Linked DNA regions of Mus musculus: region 1 is linked to region 2. A link is a contact called in ENCODE Hi-C or POLR2A ChIA-PET data. All regions are on one chromosome and are shown on one strand. The core of a region is the stretch at or near the end of the contact, and the rest is flanking DNA. Distances in the headings are between cores, read along the strand shown. Region 1 overlaps Zfp366 (zinc finger protein 366). Region 2 holds the start of Zfp366 (zinc finger protein 366).

Evidence for each region. Hi-C counts contacts between places; a loop is a spot of excess contacts on that map. ChIA-PET counts read pairs that join two places held with the same protein, here RNA polymerase II (POLR2A).
Region 1: a loop to region 2 is called in a map of heart, with 4 times the contacts of the local background. The contact joins the enhancer-like site here to the promoter of Zfp366 in region 2. A Hi-C loop is called at or near these places in 11 of 37 maps with a recorded cell type or tissue (adrenal gland, gastrocnemius, heart and 1 more). POLR2A ChIA-PET finds 5 or more read pairs at or near these places in 1 of 5 experiments (Patski).

The regions. Positions count from the first base shown.
Region 1 is chr13:99,235,361-99,241,058 of GRCm38, reverse strand. The region is part of intron 3 of Zfp366 (zinc finger protein 366); the gene reads right to left. Among named protein-coding and RNA genes, the nearest start is that of Zfp366, 53 kb to the right of the region's middle. Within about 2 kb of position 2,212, at least 3 of the 3 ENCODE cell types and tissues checked have a DNase peak (open chromatin) inside an H3K27ac peak, as active enhancers do; they include gastrocnemius, heart and left cerebral cortex, where a contact is called at or near this core.
Region 2 is chr13:99,182,903-99,188,646 of GRCm38, reverse strand. It overlaps Zfp366 (zinc finger protein 366), which reads right to left and starts at 3,824. Exons shown (of 5, transcript NM_001004149.1): 1 at 3,783-3,824.

The DNA of each region.
Region 1 (5,698 bases), core at 963-3,462, 54 kb before region 2:
CGTAAGATCCAGCATTTTCTTAGTTACAGCGATTGATGTGATGTGCTGTCCCTGGGCTGATGGCCCTGGATTCTCTAATAAAGCAAGCCATGGGGGGCAAGTCAGTAAGCAACACGTTTCCACGTCCTCTGCATTAGCTCCTGCCTCCGGGTTCCTGCCCTTCCCTCATGATGGACTGTAAGCTGAAAAATCAACCCTTTCTTCCCCAAGTGGCTTTAATTATGGTGTTTTATCACCGTTAGTAACCATAACTAGGACAGACAAATTACCTTTTGATCCTTTCTGAGAGCCCAGTGAATGCATGTTCACTGCTACCAATTTTCTGGCTCAATTCACTCAACATGAAACTTTTGGGACATTTTAGTGGCCTATGGGAACGTTATGACTTTTAAATTATATTGTCAGACCTATGAGTTCAAGGCAAGCATGGTCTACTTAATGAACTCCAGGACAGCCAGGACCTCATAAAGGAACGCTGTCTTGAAAAACCAAAATGACCAAAAAAAAAATTATTATATTGTGCTCCACAGTAATCCCAGTGGCCTGAAGGAAAGTCCACTGTGAGTTCATGATGGGTCAGCTCTGATTCCAGTTTCTGTGCTGTTGGCAAGTTTAATTTTTTTTTTATAGTAGAGTGGTAGCCTGTTGGTTGTAACAAGGGAGAGATACCACAATGGTGAGTGGAGGCACATCAACTTTAATAGGTGTTGGAAGGCCCAAACGGGGCCCAGGCAGTTTTTAATGCCAGGGTCGTCTCTATTTTCTCTGTAACCAACCTCAGTATCAGGGACCCGGCTACTTAAGAGGAGTTGTTAAGCCTGAGGCTGGGAGAATATGTAACAAGTCAGGAAAATAGCATCACCTTATACAACAATCTTAAAATATAGCCATTACTTATTCTCCTCCTGCACGCACACCAGTTTGTAAAAGAAAACCCTCACTGGCAGAAGGGTGGAGTCAGCCCATGAAGGACCTGAAACACCCGGGCCTCATTCACATCTCAGCAATAGCTACTCAGTGTCTTCCCCCCACCTCTGACCTCTCGCTCTCATTCAGAACACTCACGTCTTTCTAGTTCCCAGAAGAGTGTCCTCGCATGGCAATGCCCAAGTAGAGAGAGGTTTTGTTTTGATGTCTGTGAAACACAGAGCCGTCCCACTCAGACAATAAAGGGGGGTCAGAAAAACTGAGGCTGGACTGGGATCTGCTATCTACAGAGTCCTGGAATGTCAGCTCTAAGCAGAGTTCCTGCAGAACTCTGGGAACAGGAGCAAGAGTGCAGAGGGACCACCGGCCAAACTCATTTCTTCTCTGGGAAAAACAAAATCAGTAGCTGAAGGAAGGCTTCCTGAATTGAAAACATAAACGCATTCCTAAGCCAGGTCTGGATGAAGGATCGCCTTCCTAACAAGATCTGCATCAAAGTAAGAGAGATACTGGTAGGGGGCTGAGGATACAGCCTCTATCTTTCCAGATGTGAGCCATCGCACCCCAGTGAGGGTGCTGTGCTTTTCAAACATCAAAGGAACAGAAAGGAGTCTTCTGGCTGAACCCCTGCCCGATGACCTGGGGCTGAAGAGAAGCCCAACTCTGGGATTCATGGGAGATTCACTACAGATCACAGGCTTTTGGAAAGCCCAGCATCTGTCTCTCTGATGTCCCGGATGACCTTGAAACAGCTGGAATGCGTTCTCTTTGCTTCAGCCTCCTTGCACTGGCCTCCTGGTGCCCTTCCCCACCTCCTCTCCGAGATACAGGGCCTGGAGTTGCTCCCTTCCCGGGAGCCCCCGAGGCAGCAGCTGCCACAGAGAGGTCAGTGGTGGGCAGAGACAGAGCAATCACAACGGCCACTTGGCTAAGTCCAGAGGCTTAGAAGGTCAAGCAGCACTAGACCAGGCTACTCCCTGAGGTGAGCTTCAGAGCCAAGATGCACCAGGAAGCTATGCTTTCCTACCCAGAGAGGAGAGGTCAAAGAGCTTCAGCCAGCCCCAGAGAATGGCCGCCCTTCCCTCACATTCCTCTCCCTCTCTCCTCTTTAATAAGAAGGGTGTTCCTTTCCTCAAAGGGAGAGGAAGGGAGGGAGGGAGGGAGGGAGAGAGAGTGTAAACTGTCCAAAAGGACCGTGAGAAAACAGGAAGCTTTGAAAAGTACAAGAGAAAGCAAGATGAAATCTATTTGCAGGCGGGCCCCTGGGGACATGTGAGGCATTGTTAAGCAGGCAGTTCATACAGCAATATCCTTCCTTCTGCCTAGGAGGAGGGCTTTGCTGCCAAAAGGCTGCTATCTGGTCACTGCCTTAACCCCCTCCACACCAACCTGAAAACCCTCACCATGGGCACTGGCACTGAGTCCCTATAAACTACCCGGTCTGATCTCCCTCCTTTCAGTATACCAAACAGCCCACAATCCATTTGGTGCAGGAAGTAGAACCCCCTTTTCCAGGCAACTAACTTTATCTGTCTGCCCCACTCATGGACCTGCGCTCAGCCCTCTGCTGTAGAAAAGGCAGTAGAAGACCTGGTGACTCATAACTTAGGCAGCTCTGGGCTTCACCCATCTCAAAAGGGAATTTGTCCCGGAAATTCTGGATGGAAGCTCTTCCTGGTTTTCCTGGTCTTTTGGAAGGTTTTCCAAAGACGGCAGCTGGATCTTGGCTATTATGGAGTGCCGCCACTATAGAGATAGTATCCAAATCAAGAGCTGCGTGCTTATGCCAAATCTGGGAAGCATATCTGTGAAACATAACTTAAGCCTACAGGCTGGCTCTCTAGACAAACTCCAGCTGGCTGCCAGGAACAAGGAGTCTAGAAGTCGAGCCAATAGCAAGAGTCCAGAAGGGCAGTCATATATATATATGCACACACATATATATATACGCCCTTCTTCTGTCTCTGTGGTATATATATACACAGACAGAAGAAAGAAAGAAACAGAAAATGGAAAACTTCCCTCTCCACTAATTTCCCATCCTACCCTATTGTTAATGCTTGATTCTACAGCCAGTGACATTCCTGCTCCCTGGGGACAGCTGTTTCCACTGAGAACTATTTCATGCTGCAATGGGAGATTTATGTTGAGGAGGGGATTTTAATGGCCAAAATCCTAAGAAATTAGAATCTGTTGCTGAAAGAATCTTTCTTGTCACTAATTGTTGGGGAAAGGCAATTGAGCTAGCTCAGGGCTGCAGTGTCTCAGTGGCTGCTGGAAGCCTAGCTTTTTGGTTTTTTTTTTTTTCTTTTTTTTGCTGACCATGTCAATCATGAGAAGAGAATAACTATCTCTGCTATGACTATCAAACTTGGGTGTAATTGGTTAAGCTTGTTTCCTACCATCACTATGTGGCTGGTCAGACATTTGTCTCCATTGGTTACAAAGTGCATAGCAATGAACGAGTGGCCTCCATCTCTCGTCTAACCCTTCCAATACCCTACAAACGTCATTCAGGGACAGATTTCTATACAGCTCAATATGGGTAAGAAGCAAAGACCACAGGACATCCCAAGATCGACCTGCTCTTCCGAGAGATGTGAACCAGGCTTCAGGCTTTAGGAATCTCTCTACCCTATGGTTGTCAGGCACGGGAAGGAACCCATACACACCAGGGAAGTCTGTTGAAATGATGAAGAGTGATGATACCACAGGCTAGCCCAAAGGGTGTTGCTGTGGGGAAGTGGTAATGAGGAGAGAAAGAACCTGACAGCTTGCACTGGAGCTCTCAGGAAGAAAGGGCTCAGTCAAGGTGACCTACACGGATTGCTATTTCAGAAATGTCTAAGTGTTGGAGAAGGGCCAGCTAAGTATGATGAGAATGCCTTTTATCCTCCAAATTGCTTTTCCCTATGACAGACAGTACTCTCTAGGTGAAGGTGTATTCTGGCCTTCGGAGTGAAGCCGTTCAGCTCCTGTTCTGAGAGCTCAGGATAAACTGTCTCTCTCGTAGAAGCTGGGATTTCACTTTCTTATGGGATCAGACGATGTGTGCCAGACATCAAGAGCCTGAGAAACCCTTAAGGAAGGTAAAATGGAGTTTCTGAGACACCCAGCTGACTCTCCCATGCCCTTGGGACCATGTATGGCACACAGTCATCAGGGTGGAGAAGGGTATAGTTGTCTGTGAACAGAGGCCAAAAACATCCATCCAGGAAGGCCCACTGAAGCATTAGGCCCAGAGTACACTACTCTGAGCAGCTTTTGTGCCCTGGTACTATAGAGAACTTTCTAGATGCTCATGTACTGTCAGGCCCAAGATATCTTGTAAGCCTTTGAAGGTAGGGAAACAGAACTCTTCTAGGAATGCTCCAAGATCCCAGACTGCTTAGACTGGCTTTGTCCTGACCTCCATCTCAGGGGCTCCTCCACCCCAAGGCTATGTCTGCTCTGACCTACCCCTCCACCTCAGGGGTTTCCCCCAAGACAATGTTTGTACCAAGGAATCAGAATAGATACAGTACAAATGGAAGGTGGCTGGAATGAGCAGCTGTGTATGTCTTTGGAGAATAAACTAAGAGGTAGCTCCCTTTATAGAGCAACAATTGCACTGCAACCAACAGTTGGTAAGATAATTAATGCAGCTTGTGTTTGATGTGCAAGTGTAGGAGACCCTGCCAGCACCTGCAGTACAGGAGACAGTAAATCTCTGCAGGCAGAGCAGCTGTCAATGGTCAACCACTGATGGGGTTGATGGGGCGAGAAGGGAAATAGAGGGGTGTCTGAGATGAGAGGGAAGGGGTGTTTGTGGAGTCCAGAGAGTTGGGGGTGCTCGCAGGCCTGTTTGTCAGGGGGGTCCTGAGTCCAAGTTACTGCTTCTTCTGCCTTGAAGCTGGTCATCTCTGTGAAGAGGCCTTGCCTCTCCATTCCATGCCGGGCCCTGACACGTACCTATCAGCCACGCTGCTCTCTCCTCCTCCAGCTCACACACTCCAGACGGACACAATGTGGCCTTCAAACCACTGAGAGCTCAGAGAGAAGGAGGGGAAGCAGAAGCGGGTGTCAGGAAAGGAGTTGGGGAGAAGGCCCCTCTCCAGACAATGTCCACACGGCCTAGGAAGCTCTGGTCCCTGACCTCTCGCCCTGTCGAGAAGCTGCCAACACAGGAAAAAAGTTCACTTCACAGGGATTCCTTCAAGCGGGGGCCACAATGCGGAGGGGTTAAGCCGGCAGCCCCTCCTGGAAGAAGGGAATCCAATTGCAGGGACTCGGATTTACAAGTGAGTCACCCACACACCTGGCAACACGCAGCAGCAGAAAAGGAAAATTTAGGTTTCACACAGACACACTCCACTGTCTGAACGCAGTATTTCCTCTTCCCCCTCTGCTCTCTCTTCCTGACTGGGTTGATACCCACCCCTGAGGTCCTCCAACTACCCAGGCAGGCCTAAGCAACTCTCCTGGAAACAGCCACGGAGCGGGGCAGTCTTGGACAGCCGCGGTCTTGTAAGATCTTTAGCTCACACACCCTCTAAGCAGATAAAATAAGAATAAACCGAAGTAATAAGTGACCTGATCCAGCTGTTTCTAACAGCAGGGCTTAGGTCCTGGGCCACATGGTACTCGGCTATAAGGAAGAAATACTGAAGAGGCTCAGTTCACATTTACTCCACACAAGCATTTCTGGGGTCCTTTGGAGGAATAGCTTTGGATCCTTTTGTGCTTTTTCAGAATGCTTTGAATTGGCACATAGTGACGATTCATATATGTT
Region 2 (5,744 bases), core at 2,575-5,074:
TGCCAGTCAGCTCGAGTGTAGAACTGCCAAGCCGGCAGTGTGGGACTGGCTCGACCTTCCCTTGGCCCAAAGCTTGACCTGTTTTTTGTCCTCCCTTAACTAATTAATTGCTTCATTTGGTGTCATATAAAGAGAGCTCACTCCACTGGACAGCCCATTCGTTTATAATTCATCTATTCAACAAATATTCTTTTTCATCATTGTATGCTATGTGCTATTCTAGGTCCTGATATGACAATAGACAAGCTGGTCCCTCTCTGTGGTTCTCACCTACTCTCATCATTGACTTTATCCAACCCTGTCATTCTCCACAGAGAGATCAGAGGTCCAAGCAAGTAAAGAAATCCGGTAAGGTATCGGTCAGGGAGTACAGAGCTGGATCAGAACACATATGGTCTGACTTCCAATCTGGCCTTTTTCTCCGCACCACCCCACATTGAAAGGCACTTTTTGCACAGTGGGGTGGGGTGCCCAGCTTGAATTTGTGCTTCTTAGGTTGGTGTCCGAATCAGTCTCCATTGTATCAGAGCCTTTACTCTAAAGCAAGGGTCTCAGGAGCTTGGGCTCTGGGTGGTAGAGTCCAGCTCTGGGTGGTGGAGTCCGGCTCGTTTGGTGTTGCCTGTTCTGTTTTTGGAACGTGGAGGGAAGTTTGGGAGCTAAATAAAAGTATCATTTTTATTTGATGAGCTAACAGACTTGCTGGTGGTGAAGTTGAGAGAGAGAGACAGAGAGAGAGAGAGAGAGAGAGAGAAACAACAGTTGGTTCACACACACCTCCTCCCCAACCCAGTGCACACATCCGTGGCTGACACCTTGCTACTGATGAATCTGGGGGTGAGAGCTCGATGCTGGATGGTTAGGAAGAGGGAACAGCACCTTATGTCACTTCCACTTGCTCTTCTCCCCCTGTAAGTTGTGGCATGGCCACCATCGTCTACAGTCCTGCACAGTCAGGGAAGAGGTCACGGCAGTGAAAACCATGAACATGGGGAAGTGGGTGGGAGGAAGTACCGATGTCCGTAGCATCTTTCAGCTCTCTTCCCACGTGCATCCCAGGACAGAAGTGTGGTCCTAAAGGAAGCCTTTCCCAACAGTGGAGGCTGGAGTGCCGCTGTCACTACATGCAGCTAAGGTCCACCGCACCTGTGCCTTCAAGACGGATGGACATGAGCATGTCCAACAATACCGGGCTTTTGTGTCATGTGATTTCAAGGCTCGGAATATGCGTATTCAGTGTGTGCCCGACTTGAAAATTATAAGGAATGATTTCTTCTGATAGATCGTTGGTATAGTATCAAGAATAAATACATGACAAAATTTTAGTCTATTTTCTCAATTTGTCAAAACCCAGGCCAACCACCTAAGTATTAATATATGAGTCTGAAAAAGATCTGACAGTGGCTGACTCCTGCGAGTTCCCTAGTATTGTGCTAGCTGCTTCCTAGCTGTGGTTTCACTTCATCCTCAGAATATATTGTATGAAAGCAGTTTTACATTTGGGAGACACAGACTTAGCTTAGAGACCCGATCCAAACCCCTGTCCCCATCAGTAAATGACAAATTTGAAACTCTAGCTCAGCTTGTTTCGCTGTGTCCCATCCGTTTTACACTCTTCTTGTTCTGACTTGAGTCATGCATGCTCACACAGCCCTGTGGGAGACAGAGCATGCATGATGTGATCTAAGCAATACTTAACCGAGCGTGGGGCAGAGACTGGTAGAAGAACATGTGCCTAGCACACATCCTAAGTTCAACTGTTAGCACCCTGCAAATGCAGATGACACGTTGGTAATTTAGCTGTTGGTACCATTTTGGCATAAAATTAATTAGTGAACTATTGTATGAGCAAGGCTCTGGATCATTCCAAACTGGAATTTCCCATGCTATCAAAAAGGAGCCCATGATGTCCCTAGAGAAGAATCACTCTGGAAATTTCCACAAATGTCAACTCGCTCTTTGGAGCTGAGGAAAAGATAGATTGTGTAGCAGTGGCCTAGGCTAATGTCAGTGAAGGATTTTTTTTTTCCTGAACCTCACCCCCACCCCCACAGTATCCAGCAGCCATCCTGGCAATGACCTCATGACTCTCAGCTCCTTAGTCTTGGCCCCCAGGAAGGACCACAGCAAACATAGTCTCCCCGCTTTTACCTGACTTATCCTTAGAGTGGCCCTGAAGCTGTTTGTCCCCCATCGCATCCATCGTGCATGGCATTAATAATATCAGGAGAAATGAAAGCGAAAGGAGTCAAGCAGGATTGTGTGCCACCCGGCATCTCTCCTGGGGTCGCAATTGGCCAGTACTAATACAAAATGCCCGAGAACATCCGTCCTGGACGCTGCTGCCCTGGGGATGCATGGGGATGTGGTGGCTGGGGCAGGTGAGGGAAGAGCCAGGCACCTCAGGCCACCAAGGTTACACTTGGTTGCATCCTTAAGGGGCAACTGCTAATCCTGTCTCTTCCATGTACATTGTATTATGGGGATTCTAGGGAAAGTCTCTTTTTAAAAAATAAATAACAAACCTACATTAATCATCCAGATCTACTAGACTGTCTCATCTTCATTAAGGTGACAGCTCAGTTTCAAATAAAGATTAATTACGCGATTGTGGTTAAAACATGATCTGGCCAAATTAATTTCAAAATGTCGAACTACTTTTACTATGCTGCTCATACCCTGAGGATTTCAACCCGTCTATACCATAGGAATGAATGGTTTGAGAAGCACGCATGGCCACTGCCTTCTACCCATCCAGCACCTCACTGGATTAAATTATTAATAGCAGCCGTGCCCCAGTCTTGGCTTGACCTTGCTAACCTATTTTTGACAACGTGATGCCGGCTCCCTCTTGGCTTGCCATAACAACTTCTTGGTAACATTACCCTCTCTGTCAAACGCAATGGAAGCAACTCGGACGTTTAACCGCTGCTGGCATAGTGTCTATATGAGCCTGACTACCTTGCCGTGTTCTATTTGGTGCTTTAGAACAGCAGGCTCTGGGTGACTGTTTTTCAATTGCATCTGTGGCTTAGCTTTTCATTCTTCCTGACACAAGCAATCAATCTAAATCCTCCAGTCCAGTCACACACTGATTTCCAAAACTGAAGTCAATGCCCTCGTATCCCTGCCTTCTTCTGTGTGGCGCATGACACTCCGAGTTGACAGTGGACAGTACATTTACATTTAACCCACATGGGGCACCTTTCTCCCAAATCTCCCACACACAGCACTATTCCAAAGAGGTATTCCCTCCCTTTCCCTCCTACTTCAGGGACAGAGCAACAGCCATGCATGAACAGTTCACTTTGGGGAGGTGAACTACAGAATGGAAACAAACAAACAAACAAAAATCAGAAGAAAGACACTTCAAGGCAGACAATAAATATACCAAAACTCCATGAGCAAATCACAATTCTCAACAGACACCCTGAGAGGGCTCTCAGAATGCAGTCCTGGGAGCAGTGACCCCTCCAGTGGGGCACACCACATGTCCCAATGGTTCCTAGTAAACTCAAGTTGCCTATGACAAAACAATTCAAATTTAACACAGCGACCTCCTCAGCCCCAACACAATTCCATTTCCACTCCTGGCAAGCCTCAGCTCTGCAAAGCATTAATATTCTCCTCTGCAACGAGGCATGAGCTTACACTCTAGGCCACCCATCAGTCACACCTTTTGATTAAAGAGCAGCCCAGGGAGGTGGTTTCTGTGGAAGATGCCCAGTCAGTCTCCATCACAGGGACATTGAAATGAAGGTAGAAAGGAGTACATGGTCACTTACCAGCTCCTGAGGGCTGAGAGGCAGCAGCCCCCACCGCTTTACCTGGTCTCTGGCTGTCTCTGTCTTTCCCTCTCTCTCTCTCCCTCTTTCTCTTGTGTACCGATTGCAGGGAACTTAAAGGACTCGCAGGGACAGTGTTTCAAGTGACTTAAGAAGGAGAACAGGAACAATACCCCGTTCTCTTTTTCTCAGATGAGTACCTTCGGGAAGAAGGAAGGAAGGGAGGGGAGAGGGCGGAAGTCAACAACCCTTCGCTTTCCTGAAAAAAAATAAGGAAACAGAAGATAGACATCTCATTTTCTCTTAAACAAAATGTTGGAAGGGGAGGGGGAAGAAAGAAAGAAAGAAAATCTTTACAAAAACGAATTCCCCAGATATACTCTCTGCCCTGGGAGCTTTCAGGACATGAAAACCCCTGAGTGGCTCTGTCCTGTCCAAACAAACGCAGGCTCTCCTGGTTGCAGCCTCTGGTGTCTGCCTTACAGAACTGACACAGCCCAAAAGGAACAAATCATGTCGTGTCAACTCTGACTCTCAGTGAGGGAAAGTCTGGGCTGCTGGGCTAACCAAGAGGGAACCTGCAGCCTTTACCAAAGGGCACAGTGCCTGGCCACCCAGGCCTTCTGACTTTTCCTAGCTGCTTTGAAACCCCAGCACTGCTCCAGTTCCTCGCCTGGCTCTAGGTTCTTCAAGTTCCTCACAGTCAAACAGCAGATTTATGCAGTGCTCACTGGGCTCTGTGTGCTGGGCCAAGTCCGGTTCCATCTTTGCTGATGGACGAAAAAGGAAAAGAAGCCACTTAGTGTGGCGTTGCCAGCCACAGTTAATTCCGACTGTTGTTTACACTGTCCTGTCCTTCTTGGATGTAGTCACCTCAGGAGCACTGGAGGGAGGGTGCTAATTTGTTTTGAGAATATTGTGAACCATCTGAGGTCCTAGATAAATCAATCTCTGTTTCTGAAAGAGGAGGGGGAAAGCCGAGTGGGAGCAGAAGAATTGGGGTGAGCATCCTTTACTGAAGATGGGGCTGGGGCTCAGTGGACAAGCCTGGGCTCTTTGTGGGACACATGCACTGACAGAGGGAGCTGGGACCCAGTGGGCAAGCCTGGGCTCTGTGAAGGATGACTGCAGTGACAGAGGGAGCTGGGACCCAGTGGGCAAGCCTGGGCTCTGTGAAGGATGACTGCAGTGGCAGAGGGAGCTAGGGCTCAGTGGGCAAGCCTGGGCTCTTTAGGGAGATACATGCACTGACAGAGGGAGCTGGAGCCCGGTGGGCAAGCCTGGGCTCTGTGAGTGATGGCTTCATTGACAGAGGGAGCTGGGCCCAAATCATCTAATTAGCTTTGTGAATCTTGTACCCTCCATTCATTCAGTTGAGACCATTGTCACCACAAACAGGAACCAGCAGTTGTGTGGTTCTTTGTGGTGGCACAAGAAACATTGGTCATAAGCTGCTTCCTTGATTTACTCGATATTGAAAAAAAAATGAGGTGGAGATTATAAACCTCATGGATTGCCTCAGGAAAGGTGGGTTCACAGAAAGTGAGGCTTAGTTCAGAGTCCACTCTATGTTTTAACTGGGCACTATGGTCTACAACATTGAATGTTTGTCCCACATTTTCTGAGTATATGTTCATTGTTGTCTGTCTGCCTGCGTGCTTGTCTGTCTGAACGTGTGCAAGACCAGAGAAGCCATGTAAGAAGGCTGCTCTGAATGTTTATAAGAACTGGGCAGGCTTCATTCTTGACATGCATCTGACTCTGGCATCGAGACTTCTGCCATGAGTGGCCCTGTCCCCATAGGCAAGAGCACCAACAGCCAGCAAAACCAGCTCTGCCCTTCAGCCAAACTCACACAAAGCAGTGCAAATCAAACAACTCATCTGCCCCTGGGTCCTGTCCTGTGCTCTTGCCCTCTGCTGGCCTTCCTCTGCATCCTGCCTCTGCAGGGAGGGGAACTGG